Linked DNA regions of Homo sapiens: region 1 is linked to region 2. Evidence: chromatin loops called from intact Hi-C (ENCODE). Cell type or tissue: CD14-positive monocyte. All regions are shown on one strand. Region 1 overlaps DOCK8 (dedicator of cytokinesis 8). Region 2 overlaps DOCK8 (dedicator of cytokinesis 8).

What was found. A loop is a pair of places that touch in the nucleus more often than their neighbours do. Peaks named below come from ENCODE experiments on the same cell type or tissue, not always from the same donor. Only the 100,000 strongest peaks of a DNase experiment are listed, where the experiment ranks them.
Region 1: a loop joins it to region 2, with 2.5 times the contacts of the local background. A loop is called at or near these places in 4 of 110 quality-filtered maps.

Annotation. Positions count from the first base shown.
Region 1 is chr9:331,260-339,259 of GRCh38, forward strand. DOCK8 (dedicator of cytokinesis 8) reads left to right here. Exons shown (of 48, transcript NM_203447.4): 10 at 1,139-1,219; 11 at 2,966-3,125; 12 at 5,323-5,459; 13 at 7,747-7,840. Among named protein-coding and RNA genes, the nearest start is that of DOCK8-AS1, 120 kb to the left of the region's middle. RefSeq lists an enhancer at 1-698. In CD14-positive monocyte, no CTCF peak of the experiment used is centred here; no DNase peak of the experiment used is centred here; H3K27ac peaks cover 2,271 bases.
Region 2 is chr9:431,177-439,176 of GRCh38, forward strand. DOCK8 (dedicator of cytokinesis 8) reads left to right here. Exons shown (of 48, transcript NM_203447.4): 37 at 990-1,148; 38 at 2,699-2,799; 39 at 3,607-3,799. Among named protein-coding and RNA genes, the nearest start is that of DOCK8-AS2, 35 kb to the right of the region's middle. In CD14-positive monocyte, no CTCF peak of the experiment used is centred here; no DNase peak of the experiment used is centred here; H3K27ac peaks cover 1,548 bases.

The DNA of each region.
Region 1 (8,000 bases), 100 kb before region 2:
TCAAGTGTTACGTGCTTATGTTTTCAGTGTGGTGCATCTCTCAGTGGGATTCGCCTTCTCTTCATGCTGTGGCAATGGGAGGGGGTTTTGAACTTCTTTGATGAGAAGAGAGACTTCCTGCTTGGAGTCCTCCCTGAAGCAGATATTCATTGAGTAGCCTCATGCTGCTTCCTTTGAAACCCCATAAATGCCCCTTTATCATGGGTATTGTTAAATACTTTGTGCCTAACTCACAGCACCTATTAAGTATGTGTCCCTTTTGTACTGTGTTGACCCAAATTCTTTCTTCAAGGATCATCTCAACTGATGGGACTAAATCCACTGGTTTTACTCTTCAACATCTAAGTTAAATTTTTTTTGAGCAGAGAGTTAGGAAATTTCAAATTTCTCCTTGTCTTTCTTTTAAATATGGTGCCCAAATTTATGACAACTGGCCAGCCAGTCACTTTACCTGAAGCAAGACAGAAGACACTTCATTCATTCTTATTACCAGCATTCATTCCTATCAACAGCCAGTTAGCAAAGCAAGAAGCTGCACATCCCAATGCTTTTGAGTTTCTTTCCAAGTCTGTTAAATCCAGAGAATTAGCCCTGATAGGAATTACAAGGGAGACAATTACAGATAATTTATTCGGTTCAGTCATTCATTTTGTGGAAGGTTTTAGTCCCTAACCCAACTTTCACAGAGACCATATCTCTTTTTTACATTGTAAGCAATAATAAAGAAAATGAGTTTTCCACTTCCTACGTATGTCTCCTGGGTTTTGTTTTATAAAATAACTTTTATTGCTGTTTTTATTATATACATAATACATGTTTATTGTTTAAAATAGAAAATACACATAAGCAATGGGAAGAAAATAAAAATCACACATAATCCCACCATAGAAAGTTAACTACTATTAACACTTGCTGCATTTGCTGAGTATCTACTGTCACCCTTTTAATATGCCTTTATGATTTGTTAAATAAAATTGTATGCTATTCTTTATATAAATTTTTTAATAAAAAAATATGTATCACAGATAGCTTCCTATGTCATCAAATATTGTCATAAAATGTAATTTTGATGGTTGCATAGATTCCTTTTTATGGATGTAATTTATGTGCCTTATTTTAATATTCTTTTTATTGGTAGATTGAAAAAGTCCTGCAGCAGGGAGAGATTGGAGACTGTGCAGAGCCCTACACGGTTATCAAAGAAAGTGATGGTGGAAAGGTATGGTAATTTGAGTGTTGTTAAATGGAGACATCTTAGAAGAAGCAGGTATTTTCAGAAGTGTTACACAAATAGTTAATGGGCTTTAGTCCCTAATGTGTCCCTATATAAGACACTACTACATTTTAATTAAATAAAAGAGGAAAAGAAAACTGGTCACCGATGATGACTTTTTTTTTTTTTTTTTTTTTTTTTTTGAGGCAGTGTCTTACTTTATCTCCCAGGCTGGAGTGCTGGAGTGCAATCACGGCCCCCTACAACCTTGAACTCCTGGGCTTGAATGATCCTCCCCCTTCAGCCTCTTGAGCAGCTGGTACTACAGGCACATGCCACCATGCTTGGCTAGTTTTTTATTTTTTTTTAGAGATGGGGTCTCACTGTGTTGCCCAGGCTGCTCTCATAATTCTGGCCTCAAGTGATTCTCCTGCCTCAGCCTCCCAAAGTGTTGGGATTACAGGCATGAGTCACCATGCCCAGCCTGATGATGATTTTTTAGAGAAATAAATCCTTGAATTTTCTAATGTTGACATACAGCAAGGTCTGACTGCATAACTTGATTGGGGCAAGGCCACCCCCTGTTGTCTTCATTCTGAGGCTCTGACTCAGCTGGTTGGGAGGTCCGTGGAGACCCCAAAACTAAACAGTGCCAGAGCTCTCCTGGCCTTCCTCAACAGCATGGGCCGCTGCCCTTTCAGGTATGCAAATAACTGGGAATTGGCTGCCACTACCATGCATTATATATATTCATTAGCACAGCATAGGTGTTGAGCCTATGAAAAGGATATCTTTTCTCAACAGCAATTTGCAAAGATTCCCAGTGTGATTTTTAAAACATGGCCTTGGCCGGGCGTGGTGGCTCACACCTGTAATCCCAGCACTTTGGGAGGCCAAGGCGGGCAGATCATGAGGTCAGAAGATTGAGACCATCCTGGCCAACACGGTGAAACCCCGTCTCTGCTAAAAATACAAAAAATTAGCCGGGCATGGTGGCACGTGCCTGTATTCCCAGCTTCTCAGGAGGCTGAGGCAGGAGAATAGCTTGAACCTGGGAGGCGGAGGTTGCAGTGAGCCGAGATCGTGCCACTGCACTCCAGCCTGGGTGACAGAGTGAGACTCTGTCTCAAAAAAAAAAAAAAATAGCCTTTCTGGAATAAGACTTACCTTATTAGTATTGTACTCTACAGACTCATAAATGTCAAGTAAGATTTATTGAACTCAAGGCATTTTTTTTTTAAAATCTGTCTTTTATTCTGAACTCAGAAAGAACACCTTGGAAGTATTGTAAACTTCCTAAGGAGTTGTTAGGAAGCTTTTTAGAATTTTTTGGAGTTTTCCAAGGTGACTTTTGGAGAAACAGGTTCACTTGGGAGCTTGGTAGATGATATACTAAACTTGATTTCAAGATTCTTTTATGCAAATCCAAGTCACATAGCTAGCCACCAAAAGAATTGATAATCTGATGTAATGAGTCTCTTTTTGTTTTCGTTAGCTAAAAATGTATTTTACTAATTAAATGTAGCCTTTTTGTAAACTCCTCGTTTTTTAATCTTTATTTCCTTATCAGCTAGACCCAAGTGCATCATTTTTCTGCCTATTCACTGTTTTTATTTTTTAGTGGGAAGATATGTTTTTACTCTTTTTAATCAGTAGGGTTTGGATTTTGGAGATGGCTGTCATATTCAGGTCAGAGGCAGTTGACTTGGTGCTGATGCTTGTTTCAGCTTGTTTCTTTCCATTTTCCTCCAGAGTAAAGAAAAGATTGAAAAACTAAAACTCCAAGCTGAATCCTTCTGCCAGCGTTTGGGGAAATACCGGATGCCCTTTGCCTGGGCACCCATAAGCTTATCAAGCTTCTTCAATGTCTCCACCCTTGAGAGGGAGGTAACTGATGTGGACTCTGTGGTTGGTAAGATTTTCACCTGCAGTGGGAAAGGGAGGGCTCCCCAGTGTGCGCTGCCCAGGTCCACAGCTTACTAGCGGGGACTGGGGGCACAGTGAGGTGTGGGAAGTGGGGAGGCAGAAGGAGATAAATAGAATGAAACACTGTTATGACTGGATTACGTAGATTTGGACGGTGATCTCCAAAAGAAATTATCACGAACATTGGTGAAGATTAAGTATACTCTTATAGTAAGATTTTCTAGATGGTATGACACTTTAAAAAGCTGATTTTTGCTAGCCACCCGCTCTCAAAAGTAAAACTTTAACAAGAAAATGTAGTAACCATCTGTAGTGTGTTAAGCAGAGACACCATGGTCGACTCCTAAACCTAAAAAAAAAAGCCTCTGTTACAAAGGCTTCAAAAAGCAAAACTCAACAGGAACAGGGCGTGGTGGCTCACGCTTGTAATCCCACCACTTTGGGAGGCCGAGGTAGGCGGATCGCTTGAAGCCAGGAGTTCGAGACCAGCCTGGCCAACATGGTAAAACCCTGTCTCTACTAAAAATACAAAAAATTTGCTGGGTGTGGTGGTACACGTCTGTAATCTCAGCTACTCGGGAGGCAGAGGCAGGAGAATCGCTTGAACCAGGGAGGCGAGGTTACAGTGAGCCGAGATCAGGCCTCTGCACTCCAGCCTGGGCAACAGAGCATGACTTTGTCTCAAAAAAAAAGAAAAAAGAGAAAAACTCAAGTTTCCCAGCAAAATTTCCAGTTCGTTAAAGTTTACTTTGCCAAGTGCAATGAAAAAATGGGCATCCAAAGAATATTTACTGTTTTAGTTTATTTAGCATATTTCTTTTTCGTCATCTCACCCGTGATCTGAATCATTCATTCCTACACTGCTTGGTGTAGAAATTTTCAAAAGGGTTGCAAATTTTCAAGTAGACCTGCCCATATCACCTGTGGTGGGGTTTCTCTTTCCCTAAATGCTTTTGTATCCACCAAATATAGAAGTCCATGTTCACATCTTTTCATGCATTCCTTAAGCTAAGGCTTAAGCCACTTCTGAAATACTACCTTGAGCAGGGAAGTGGAGGAAAGGGCATTTTGTGATTGCTGCTGCTATTTTGGAGTTACTGGTACATAATCACCAGTCAGAACTCCTGGGTTATTTCTGGTTCGTCAATAACAAACCTCACTTTACCACATCCTGATCTTCCTGCCACAGCTTTCTTTAATGCCGTCTATGTAGACCCAAGTAACTTATTGATAAGAGTTATGTATAGAGCTTAGAGGGCACACAAGCTAGGTAATTCAGGATAGGGCATGCTGAGGCCTCAATCATCTCTAGGTCAAGGATAACCTGACAACAGAGACTGATTCTTAAGGAGCAACCAGAAGATGCAAAGATGTCATGTATTATACTGAGGCAGAATGGCAAGTTTAGGTGGGTAGAGGTAGCAAGAAATTCTAATTCAACATCATGGTAAGAATTAAGGATAAGAAGATACTCAAAGACGGGTTGGAACTGCTCTAGTTCTAAGCAATTTGATTATTTACAAGAGAACCCATGAGTTTTTGCAATATAAAAGCAACAAGATCTCCACCCAAATCCCAAAAGGGGATAAGAAACAACTGGGCAAACTATCAGGGTCCCAGCCCAAGTCTGAGTGTGATTTGGGGTTCTAATTCCCATTGGGCAGATCACCCAAGGCAGAAACTCAGTCTTGCTGCCTGGTCCACATAATGAGAGCAGAGGAATGCTGGGATTCAGAGTGTACACAGGCTGACCCCAGCATGTTTGGGTCACAATCACAAATGCCTTCAGGGGCATTTGAGTACATGCCTCTCCCAGTGGAATGCAAATATAGAAATAAAAGAAAAGCAAACACTGTGCTGACTAAATAAAGCTTATCAGGAGACCCTGTTCTGGCTATAGCTCTGGACTCTTGCCGGGTGGCATTTGGGCTACCCTAATTTCCATGTGGGAGGGGCCCATGGCTGCTCCTGGCCTCTCTCCTCTGGTCGGAGGAGGATTAAGGACACCAACAGGAGGACTAAGAAAGGTAGGGGCCAATGGAAGGACATTTTCATTCAAAACAAGGATGGCCATATTCAGTGTTCCTGATCAGTGACTTTAATCATACATATTGTGAAGTTAATAACTGCTGTGTGTTTGAACAGAAAGGCATACTTTGGAGTGACAATTGTTTTTCTTAAAGGGAGAAGCTCAGTGGGTGAACGGAGGACATTGGCCCAATCTAGAAGGCTTTCTGAAAGAGCCCTCTCCTTGGAGGAAAATGGGGTTGGATCCAACTTCAAAACCTCCACTCTGAGCGTTAGCAGCTTTTTCAAGCAGGTATCTCTTCACATTACAGTGTGTCTGGATTTTTCCCCATACTGGCATGGGCACTGGAACCCACAGGAGGAGGATACGTAGTGATTAAGAGAGCAAATTAGTTAAGCTCACTCTCTTAGTTCATTTTCTGCTGCTTATAATAGAGTATCTGAAACTGGGTAATTTAAAAAGAAAAGGGATTTGTTTCTTTCAGTTTTGAAGGCTGAAAAATCCAAAGTTGAGGGCCCACCCTTGGTGAGGGCTTTCTTGCTGGCGGGGCCTCTCTGTAGAGTCCTGAGGTGGAGCACGGTGAGCAGCTGAGCATGCTAGCTCAGGTCTCTCTTCCTGTTCTTATAAAGCCACCAGTTCCCCTCCCATGATGCAGATTAATCCATTAATCTGTGAATGGATTAATCCAGTCATGAGGGCAGAGTCCTCATGATTCAATCACGTCTTAAAGGCTCCACTTCCCAACACTGCCACCATGGGGACCAAGCTTCACCATGAGTTTTGAAGGGGACATTCAAACCACAGCATTCACAAAGCCTCAATTTCATTAGCCAGAAAACGGGAACAATAGTACTTAACTTCATGTGGCTAGCAGGAAGGTCAGGTGACATGAGACCTGTCAAGCTCTTCTTAGAGTGCCTGGAATACAGTAAGTGCTCAATGAATGTTAGCTATTTTAACTGAGAGAAGGGTTAGGTTTTGTTCCTTGTGATACCAACTATCCTATTTGAACTATCTTGGCCAATCCATTCATTATGCTATGACAACAGTCTGGCTGGGCCATCTCCTTCCCGGTGGATCTCAGGGTTTCTTGGCCTGGCTATTCATGTGCAAGTTTCCACTTTCACTACTGCTTGATGTGCAAGTTTCCAGGGCTCCCTGCTTGCTCAGAGAGGGTGACCATTCCAGATGGTACTCTTTGTTAGCTCAGTAAACATCAAGACTATTTAAAAAAATAAAAAACTTCCTAGACTTGTCAACGGTATAGAGACAGAAAGTAGAATGACGGTTGCCAGGGTCTAGGGATAGAGGGGTGGGGAGTCACTGGTTAAAGGGTACAGAGTTTCAGATTTTTTTTGCAAGACAAAAGCATTCTGGAGGTTGGTTGCACAACAAAGAGAATGTGCTTAACACTACTGAATTGTGCACTTAGAAACAGGTAAGATGGGCCGGGCGCAGTGGCTCATGCCTGTAATCCCAGCACTGGGAGGCCGAGGCAGGTGGATTATGTGAGGTCAGGAGTTCAAGACCAGCCTGGCCAACATGGTGAACCCCCGTCTCTACTAAAAATACAAAAGTTAGCCGGGTGTGGTGGTGCACACCTGTAATCCCAGCTACTTGGGAGGCTGAGGCTGGAGAATTGTTTGAACCTGGGAGGTGGAGGTTGCAGTGAGCCGAGATTGCCCCACTGCACTCCAGCCTGGGTGACAGAGTGAGGCTCCATCTCAGAAAAGAAAAAAAAAAAGAGGTAATATGGTAATTTTATGTTAGTTATATTTTGCCACACTTAAAATAAACTCGCTTGGTCTGACTCTGTTTTGGAAAGTTTTCCATAGCTACGCAGTCTTCGTGGAGCATTTAAAGGGGTTACATTAACAAACTGAAATGCAAAAGGGATGCTGAGGGCGCCTGTGCACCGTGCCACATCATAGAAATAGTAAAGGTCTGAAAAGGTTTCTATTCAGCATACATGTACCCTTCCCAATCTTATGACCTTGGAGGACAAGGTACTTAACTAAGTCTGGATGGTCTCACTGGGAATAAGACATATCTACCCACTTACCTTACTGGGTTGTTGTAAGGATTGGAGATCATGCATGTGTGCTCCTGACCCATCTTGGGCATATGTGGGGGTGGACAGCATTTATACTTAACCTTGTTCGAGACAAATGTGAAGAAAATGAGATGGAAAGATGCTTTCTCCACCTTCGAACATTTGAAGAAGAAAGTAAACTTATTCTGTATTGTTCCGGGGGGTAATACTGGCATCAGAGGGTGAGAGTTATCGGGGGGAAGCTTTTGGCCTGGTTTTCTAATGGTCAGACGGGCTTCCTTAGAATGCAGCAGATGCCCCATCCCCAGAAGGACTGATAAGAGGCCGAGGCACAGTGAGTCACAGTGATTGAGAAGGATTTAACAAGAAGTGGAGCTCAGTGATTTCAGAGCTGTCTATAATCCTAATTTCTATGAAAGACTTGTGAGAATAAAACTTAAAGGTAAAAATCTTCCCAGAAATCGTTTGTCCCCAACCCAAGAGTCAAAGGTGCATCTACATTAACTCTGACTTTTCTCTTGGCAGGAAGGAGATCGCCTTAGCGATGAAGACTTATTCAAGTTTTTAGCTGACTACAAAAGATCATCATCCTTACAGAGACGAGTCAAGTCAATTCCAGGTGTGAATGACTTATCTTTATCCTCTTTAGCTGTGCCAAAACTGCTTATCGTTAGACACAGTCTTTGTCTAATGCCAGAATTTATAAAATCATGTTTGCCAAGTGAAATGTGAGATTTTGTGTTAGGGGTTAAGAATCTGAATTGTTCTATGTCTTTGGC
Region 2 (8,000 bases):
ACTTGAGTTTTATTCAAAGCTACGAAGACTTTGGAGTTCAGCTTTATTATAGAACAGTCAAGTTTGCTTTAGTTTGTCTAGATTTTGATACCTTCTTTGGAATTTCCATTTGTGGCCATGTTAATAAGTATGCTCAAGTGATATATAAAGATAAATTGGCCCATGGAAAAAAGTCAGCCTCCTCCAAATGTATTAGGGATGATTATTTAAAAGACATTCCTCAGGGGACCTTGAGGTAGCCATGTTTTTCCATGGGCCTGTAAAGAAAGAAGAAACAAAACCTTGTTGCTTACCCGGAGTTCAAAATCTCAGAAATGCTGGCCACAGAAGTCCCCTGATTTATTTATTTAGAGACAGGGTCTCGCTCTGTCACCGTGGCTGGAGTGCAGTGGCGAGATCTTGGCCCACTGCAACCTCTGCCTACCAGGTTTAAGCAATTCTCCTGCCTCAGCCTCTCGAGTAGCTGGAATTACAGGTGTCCACCACCATGCCCAGCTAATTTTTGTATTTTTAGTAGAGGCGGGGTTTTGCTGTGTTGCCCAGGCTGATCTTGAACTCCTGAGCTCAAGTGATCCACCCTCCTTGGCCTCCCAAAGTGCTGGGAGGCTGAGCCAGAAGTCCCTTTCTTTTAATAAAGTTTAAATAAAGTCCCAAGAAGAAACTCTTGGCACAAAAGGATATACTGTATTCTTGGACCCAACTTTATAAGAATCTTCCAGCTTGCAGCACAAAGGCAGCCCAGTCCTCAATGAAAATTTAAAGGGAGCCTGACAGATTTATGTGAGAGCAATGTCCATTTAAACCATTTAAACAACAATATGAATGTTGTGCAAAGTGTAGCTCCCATTTCATTGAGAGAAGAGGAAATAATTAAGACGGGGCAAAGGAAACACTGAGGAGTTGTTTGTGTCTGGCCATGCTGCTTTCAGTTATCTACTGCTAAGTGTGTCTTATTTACTTCATCTTTTTTTTTTTTTTCACTGATGCAGAATTTTGCAAGAGTAAAGATGCAAGTAACCATGTCCCTGGCATCTTTGGTGGGAAGAGCACCAGACTTTAATGAAGAGCACCTGAGAAGATCCTTGAGGACAATTTTGGCCTATTCAGAAGAGGACACAGCCATGCAGATGACTCCTTTTCCCACCCAGGTACACCGAAGCACATACCTTGTCTCATGCATGAGTTTGGGATCTGCCAACTATTGTGTATGTATGTATGTACATATATACACAATTTATATATAAATATATAACATTTGCAAGTATTTATTGTCCAATATGCATGTGCTCTCAGCACTCTGAGAGGTTTTAAAAAGAAATACATCCATCACTGTCCCCAGTCTCAATATGCTAACAGTCTATTTGGAGTGCTCAGTCTCAAAACAATTAGGAGGCAGTACAAGACAAGTGATACATAAGTGCAAACTGTGTGGTAAGGAGCTAAATGCTATGGAAGGTTAGAGGAAGAGAGGTCGTGATCAATAAACAATCTGGTGGCCAGGAAAGCCTGCAGGGAGGGATGACACTAAAGGCTGGGGTAGGATTCCGCTAGGCAGGGGAAAAGTGAGGGGGAAATTGTGAGTAGTTGAAACAATGAATTGTTTGTATCTGTAGGGATGGTAAAGGGACCAGCTTGTCTGGTGAGGGGTAAGGAAGGGCCGAGTTTGAGAGAGCTTGTAAACAAGGTTGTCCTAAGGAAATGTGTAAGGACAGTCATCTCTTCCATGTCCATTACGATGACCGTGGAACTCTAGCCTGTCCCATTTGTCTTTTAACTCCAGCTCCTAGCCTGCTCTATGGTAGGGTCTTAATTAAGTGAGAATGAATGAATGAATGTTTTCTTTTATTCCCTTAGTCTGAGAACCCTATTTCCGGAGTCTGTTTTGCCCTCTCGGGCAATGTTGCATCCTCATTCTCAGAATCTTTTTCCTCTCCTCTACATCAAATCGTTCCTCTCTCATTTCATCTTGACCATACTCCTTTAGTTCCATCATTTATATAGAGGTATTCACCAACAAGACCAATCAAACTATGGGCAGTTTAATAAAGGTCTTCAGTGCCTTCACCCAATGAAATGACTCTAGTGGTAGAAATTTTAGGAGCCCTGGCAAGCTGGCAGAGGGGAACGGGGATAAGACAACATTCTGTGGCTGAGTTACCTGCCAGGGTCTCTAGATCAAGCCATAGTCTCTCCCTGTTTTTGTACTGCAGGCTCCCCTGGACCTCCACTGTTGGTTTTATAATTAAGAATAAATGATTACAAGAGGTTCTAAAATCTCTGAAGCCCTGGGAAGATCCAGGAGGCTTCTGAGACATGGAACTCAAGCTGAGGTCCTAAGCTGCTTCCTACTTGGTATAAAAATCCCTGATATTCCAGAGTAGAGTTTAGAACTTTTCAGGTTACAAATAACTGAAACTGGTTCAAACTAATTTAAACAAAAATGTTGGAGATAGAGATAGTATGAGGATTCAGGCAGATTTCTGGATCTCAAGGGCCAACACACATCCAGGTCTCATAAACTCCTGGGCTGGCGAAGATGAAAACTACAGAGTCAGGTCTAGATGACTCCGCCATCCCTAGTCTCTGCTGCCCTCTGATCCAACCCTTCCCATGGCTTCCCCTTGCATTTCAATGTAATCCTAACTCTTCACCTGGGACTACAAAGCTAAGATTATTTTGAGGCTTACACTTTTTGCAGGTGGAGGAACTTCTCTGTAATCTGAATAGCATCTTATATGACACAGTGAAAATGAGGGAATTTCAGGAAGATCCTGAGATGCTTATGGATCTCATGTACAGGTAAGCTTTCCTGACACACTCAAGGGACACCATTTGGGGGTCGAGGATTTGTCACTGTGGAGTTCTTACTAATGTAATGATCACAGCTAACATGGATATAGTGATTTGGATGATAGCCAAATAATATATAGAAATTAAACATTCAGAGTAGGTTAATTCATATGTAAGTTTTCAGAAGGATCTCCCTAATTTAAAGTGAGGCATAATAATGTTATTAAATATAATAACATTATTAAATATAATAACACTATCTTCTACTTACCACAGAATCAGAGAAAGAATAATTAACTGTTATAGGAATTATTTTCCATATGCTTTTGTTCCAATTATATTCAGACATACATATATAGTTTTACTTTAGAAATCATTTTTTACGCGTAGTTTAAAAGTTGGTCTTCCAGTCCTTGTTCAGGAGAAATTACTTACAGAGGCAAAATTGTTCTGATGCAACATCATACAAAGGGCAGTACTTTTGTCTTCTGTTTTATTTTGAGAGAAAGGAAAGAAAAGGCAGAAATTTGCCTGAGAGCCATTAAAATAGACATCATGTTATCAGGTATTTTTTCCCCATAAGGCTTTTACTAAGTACTATTTCTTGGAGGTCAGCACAGCTTAAACATGGAATAAAAATAGTTGGACTAATAAATGTTTTCTTCTGTCTCGTTTTCTGGAAATATAGGGCAAAATCTCAGGTGGAGGGGTACAGGGAACTCTTGGGGAGAAAAAAAGAAAAGGTCACACAAAGTAGAAGAACAGTGTCATTAACCCACTGTCCTCAAAACTACTTCTCACTCAATCTGTCTTCAGAATTGCCAAGAGTTACCAGGCATCTCCTGATCTGCGGCTGACCTGGCTCCAGAACATGGCAGAGAAACACACCAAGAAGAAGTGCTACACGGAGGCTGCCATGTGCCTGGTGCACGCCGCTGCGTTAGTGGCTGAGTATCTGAGCATGCTGGAGGACCACAGCTACCTGCCCGTGGGCAGTGTCAGCTTCCAGGTAGGGTGTGTGCAGCTTTTCCCTTAGAGCAGTGGTTCTCAACTGGGGCGATTTTGTCCCCCAGCCCCAGGGACATTTGGCAATGTCTAGATACATTTTTGGTTATCACAACTGGGATGGGTGAGTAGGTGCTACTGGCATCTGACTGGTAGAAGCCAGGATGCTGTGAAACATTCTGCAATAGGAGAGCTCCCCTGACAAAGAATTGTCTGGCCCCAAATGTCTGTAGTGCTAAGGTTGAAAAATTCCAAGTTCATACATTACATTTGCTTCTTCTAATTGCTTTCCCATCGTCGTTGGGTTTTTTTTAAATTACTGTTTACAATAATGGCACCTAGCCATTATTAATAGCACTTTAGGAGACATTTGCAAACACTTTCACATGCATGGCTTCATTTGAACCTCCCCGTAAAGCTGTGAGGCAGGTAGGTAGGGAAGGCGGTTATTATTCCCACTTCGCGGATGAGAGAACTGAGAGAGCAAGTTTTCTAAGGTCACTTAAACTCTTTTTCAAAGACTTGTAGTTGACACAGTATACTGACATTGTGAAAGTTTGGAAAACATTGGATAAATGATTTTCCTCCTGGCCCATTCATTTGATTCCACTCTTCAACTTTATAGGGGCCCACTCTCCAATCCAAAAATCAAGAAAGAATCAAATTGACCTGAGAAGGGAGACAAAAGGCTGAATCAGTACCTTCTTAGGATAAGCTGAAAATTACCCACATTTGGCAAAGGGAAATTGTCTGCCAGACCTAAAAGCTGGCTCGGATGGGGATGCTCAGTGGCCACTTAAAGTGTTCTTACTGAATAGTTTAATAGTCTTTAGAGAGAGAGAAAATAAAAAAGCACAATGTTGGGTACTTTTTTTGTAAGAGACATAGTTTGTAGAGATGACCATCCCTGAAACCATGAACAATATAGCTACAGTAATAGAGTGTTTTTCAAGCCAGACTCACGAAGTCATTTACAAGGGTTTGTATTATTCTTGTTTGAATTTACATGGCTGATTTTATGAAAAGCTTTGTTCTTGTTATTGTTCTTCAACACAATTTTGTGATGTTGTATGAACCAGAAAGAAAGAACAATTCAAAGTAGCTTCCCCAGGCTTAGAGAATAAGTCACTGAAACTATGCTGGTGCAGCCAAGAGCTTCTGGTTTTCCAGAACACAGCAAAGCTGGGTATTGCCTCCTATGAATAACTCCTCCTTTCTTATGGTCCTCAAGAACAAAAATAGTCATTCTGTGATTTCATGCTTGGCAAATGAATTTTCTTCTTAATTCAGAAATGTTTGTTATAAAAGCTGATAATTAAATCTCATCCAAAAGCATAAAAATAACACCTGATTTCAAATCACATAGAAGTGTACAAGAAAGTTATAAAAGTTATTTTAGATGTATTTGCTTCTTTTCTCAAATTTATTTTGACCATGTGATACTATCAAAAATAAATATTATAGTACTACTCTTTCAATTCCCAGGAAATTGTAAGGTTTAGCACTTCATATTGTTTCATTTACTAAATTATTTTATACTTCTTTTATTCCTTTTCCCATGACTATATTTTATTTTATATTTATCACTTAAATATCAATTGCATTTCATTATTGACTTTTATATTTAGTAAGCCTTACTGTTCTAATTTTACCTAGAATTCAGTTGATTTGCTAATAATGACATGCCAAAGTGAATCATTATTACACAATCAACAGAAATATTCCACATTATTCCGACATGGGGGCATACAGCTCTATCTGTTCACATATATTTATCCATTGATTCCTTCTTTTAGAGAATATTTATTGAATACTTATTCTGTCCTCATGAACGTTACATTCTAACCAGAGAGACGTAATATAACTAATTATTCCAATCTTTGTTCAGTTATAATTATGAGAAATACTGTTATAAAGAGGCACAAGATATTGTGAGCATTTATGGTCCAGGCCCTGTGGGTCAGGGAAGGGTGAAGAAGGTGAAAAGGAAGGCAGAAGAAACTGAAGTGTGAGGGCTTCTTGATGTAGAGGAGGCAATGAGTTAGGTGTTGTCAGCTACAGAAGAGAAGCCAAATTATATTAATGTGTATGAGTGAATTCTTACTTCTCTCAAATGGGACATACCAAATCAATTTGGAAATGTAGCTGGCAAGTGAAAGGACACCCAACCCAGACTGACAGAAGGTAAAAATGGAATTTATCAGCCCGTCTGAGGAATGTGAGCCTGGAGTAGCACCTGCCATACTGGACCTAGGGGCCCAAACAATGTCAGCAGAGCTCACTGTCATCACCACTTCCCATCTCTGCCATCTGTTGTGTCAGCTTCATTCTTCACAGGCTTCCCACACCACAGTTTAGGTTTACATCTCTAGGTTCAAGTCTAGGAGAGAAGAGAGATGCCTCCTTTCTAGCAGTTGCAGAGAAAGCCTCAGTGCATCTTACTGATCCTGTCTGAACATCTGATCCTGTGCTCATCCCTGAACCAGCCATACTGGCCAGAGAAATGGAGTGCTCTGATTTACTGACCCCGGGTCATGGGTCCACACCTGGAATTATGGGTGATTTCTTCCCCTAAATCAGGATGCCTTACTTTATAGAAGGAGGAAAGAATTCTAGACAGCATTAACAACAGATGTCCAGTGTTGATTTTGCAAATGCTCTGTGCTTTAATTTTCAACCTTGTTCTGCTCCAATGAAATAGAGCTTTTGGAAAAGATTTATAAACTAGAGATAAATAAATATGTGCAAGGAAAATAACTTTGAGGTCACTGAATTCCAGGAAACTGAGATCACTGAAATTCTGTGTCCCAGAGTGCAATATTTATTTCACAACTGTAGATACGGACACATTCTTAGATACTGCTGTTACTTGTACCTCCCTGATCCTGAAGCCAAGAAAGTCTGCAGAATCCTTTTCCTCTGACTACAGCTAATGAGGCTACATAGCTTCAAATCTGTTCCTCTAATGTGGAAAATTGCATACATTCTAATAGTATTAGTATCTTGGGTTATTAAATGCTTTCAACTGAATTTCTTGGATCTTCTGTTGTCACAGAAACATCATAATACATAGGGCAGGTTTGGAAGAAAGACTGGCCACAAAGGCTTTGAGAGCCTCCTCCTATATTCCTAAAACTACGTTACAGTATTGCATGTGAAGAGATAGGGCTATCTATGACAACTATGTCCTGACTGATTGCTAAGGTTGATTCACATGATCTTGCTAACCAGGCCAGAAGGCAGACAGCTTTTAGTTCACAAGCCAACTCTGATCAGTTAGTAGTGGCTGACTGGAGAACTATGCTTAAGAATTTCGAGACTATGTCCAAGCTCTGGGGAAAAAGTGCTACAGTTGATTAGTTATGCCTGCCATGATTACAGCAATAGGAAGGAGTGGCATGTGTGCCACCTGTTTGTAATCCCTAAACTGGGAAGGTTTCCCATTTCTTCTGTTTTTCATATGCATTTCTTCCATAGCTGTGAGCTAGGAAGAAAATGATTCTTGACCTGTCACATATTCACTGCCAGGGCCAGTGCTAGGGTGAAGAGGCACTCACCCTCAGGGTCGAGCGGGTACAAGATCAGTACTTCCATGGCCCTAAAAGCGAGTACCTCTCTAAATTTTGTCTTGGGTTTCTCATTTGGTTCACCCCAACCATGGTCTCTGCATGCTCTGCTAGAGGCTCTAAACGCAATAGTTTATGTAAAGGAAACAAATGCATGGAAACAAAATGTTCAGGAAGAACAAAAACACACACACAGTAACTGCTGCAATGCCATGAAAACTTCCTTAATGAAGACAGCCTCGCTTGCTGTTGTCGTATGTCATGGCTGTTTATCTGAGTCAACTCCAGAGTAGCAACATACTTCAGAAAAACACCACTGTAAGTCAGAGGTCCACTCGGTGAAACAGGGAGCCTAGTTAATGTTAATTGGGTCTTTGCCTTTTGAAAACCAGGACACCAGCCCTATGTCCCTTAGGGTTGTTTCACTAAAGTAACTCAGCTGTTGTGACATTGAGGTAAGTGTCCTTTATACAAAATCTCCTAATGGTTAAAAAGAAAAACGTGAGGTTTGAAGACCAGTTGCTCAGTGCGCCTCTTCTAAATGAATGGCAGACAGATACTCTCGGGGTAGAATTACAGACCTAGTTTAGTCACGGTCTTGGTAAGGATCTGCACACCAGCTTCCTCGTTTCCCCATTC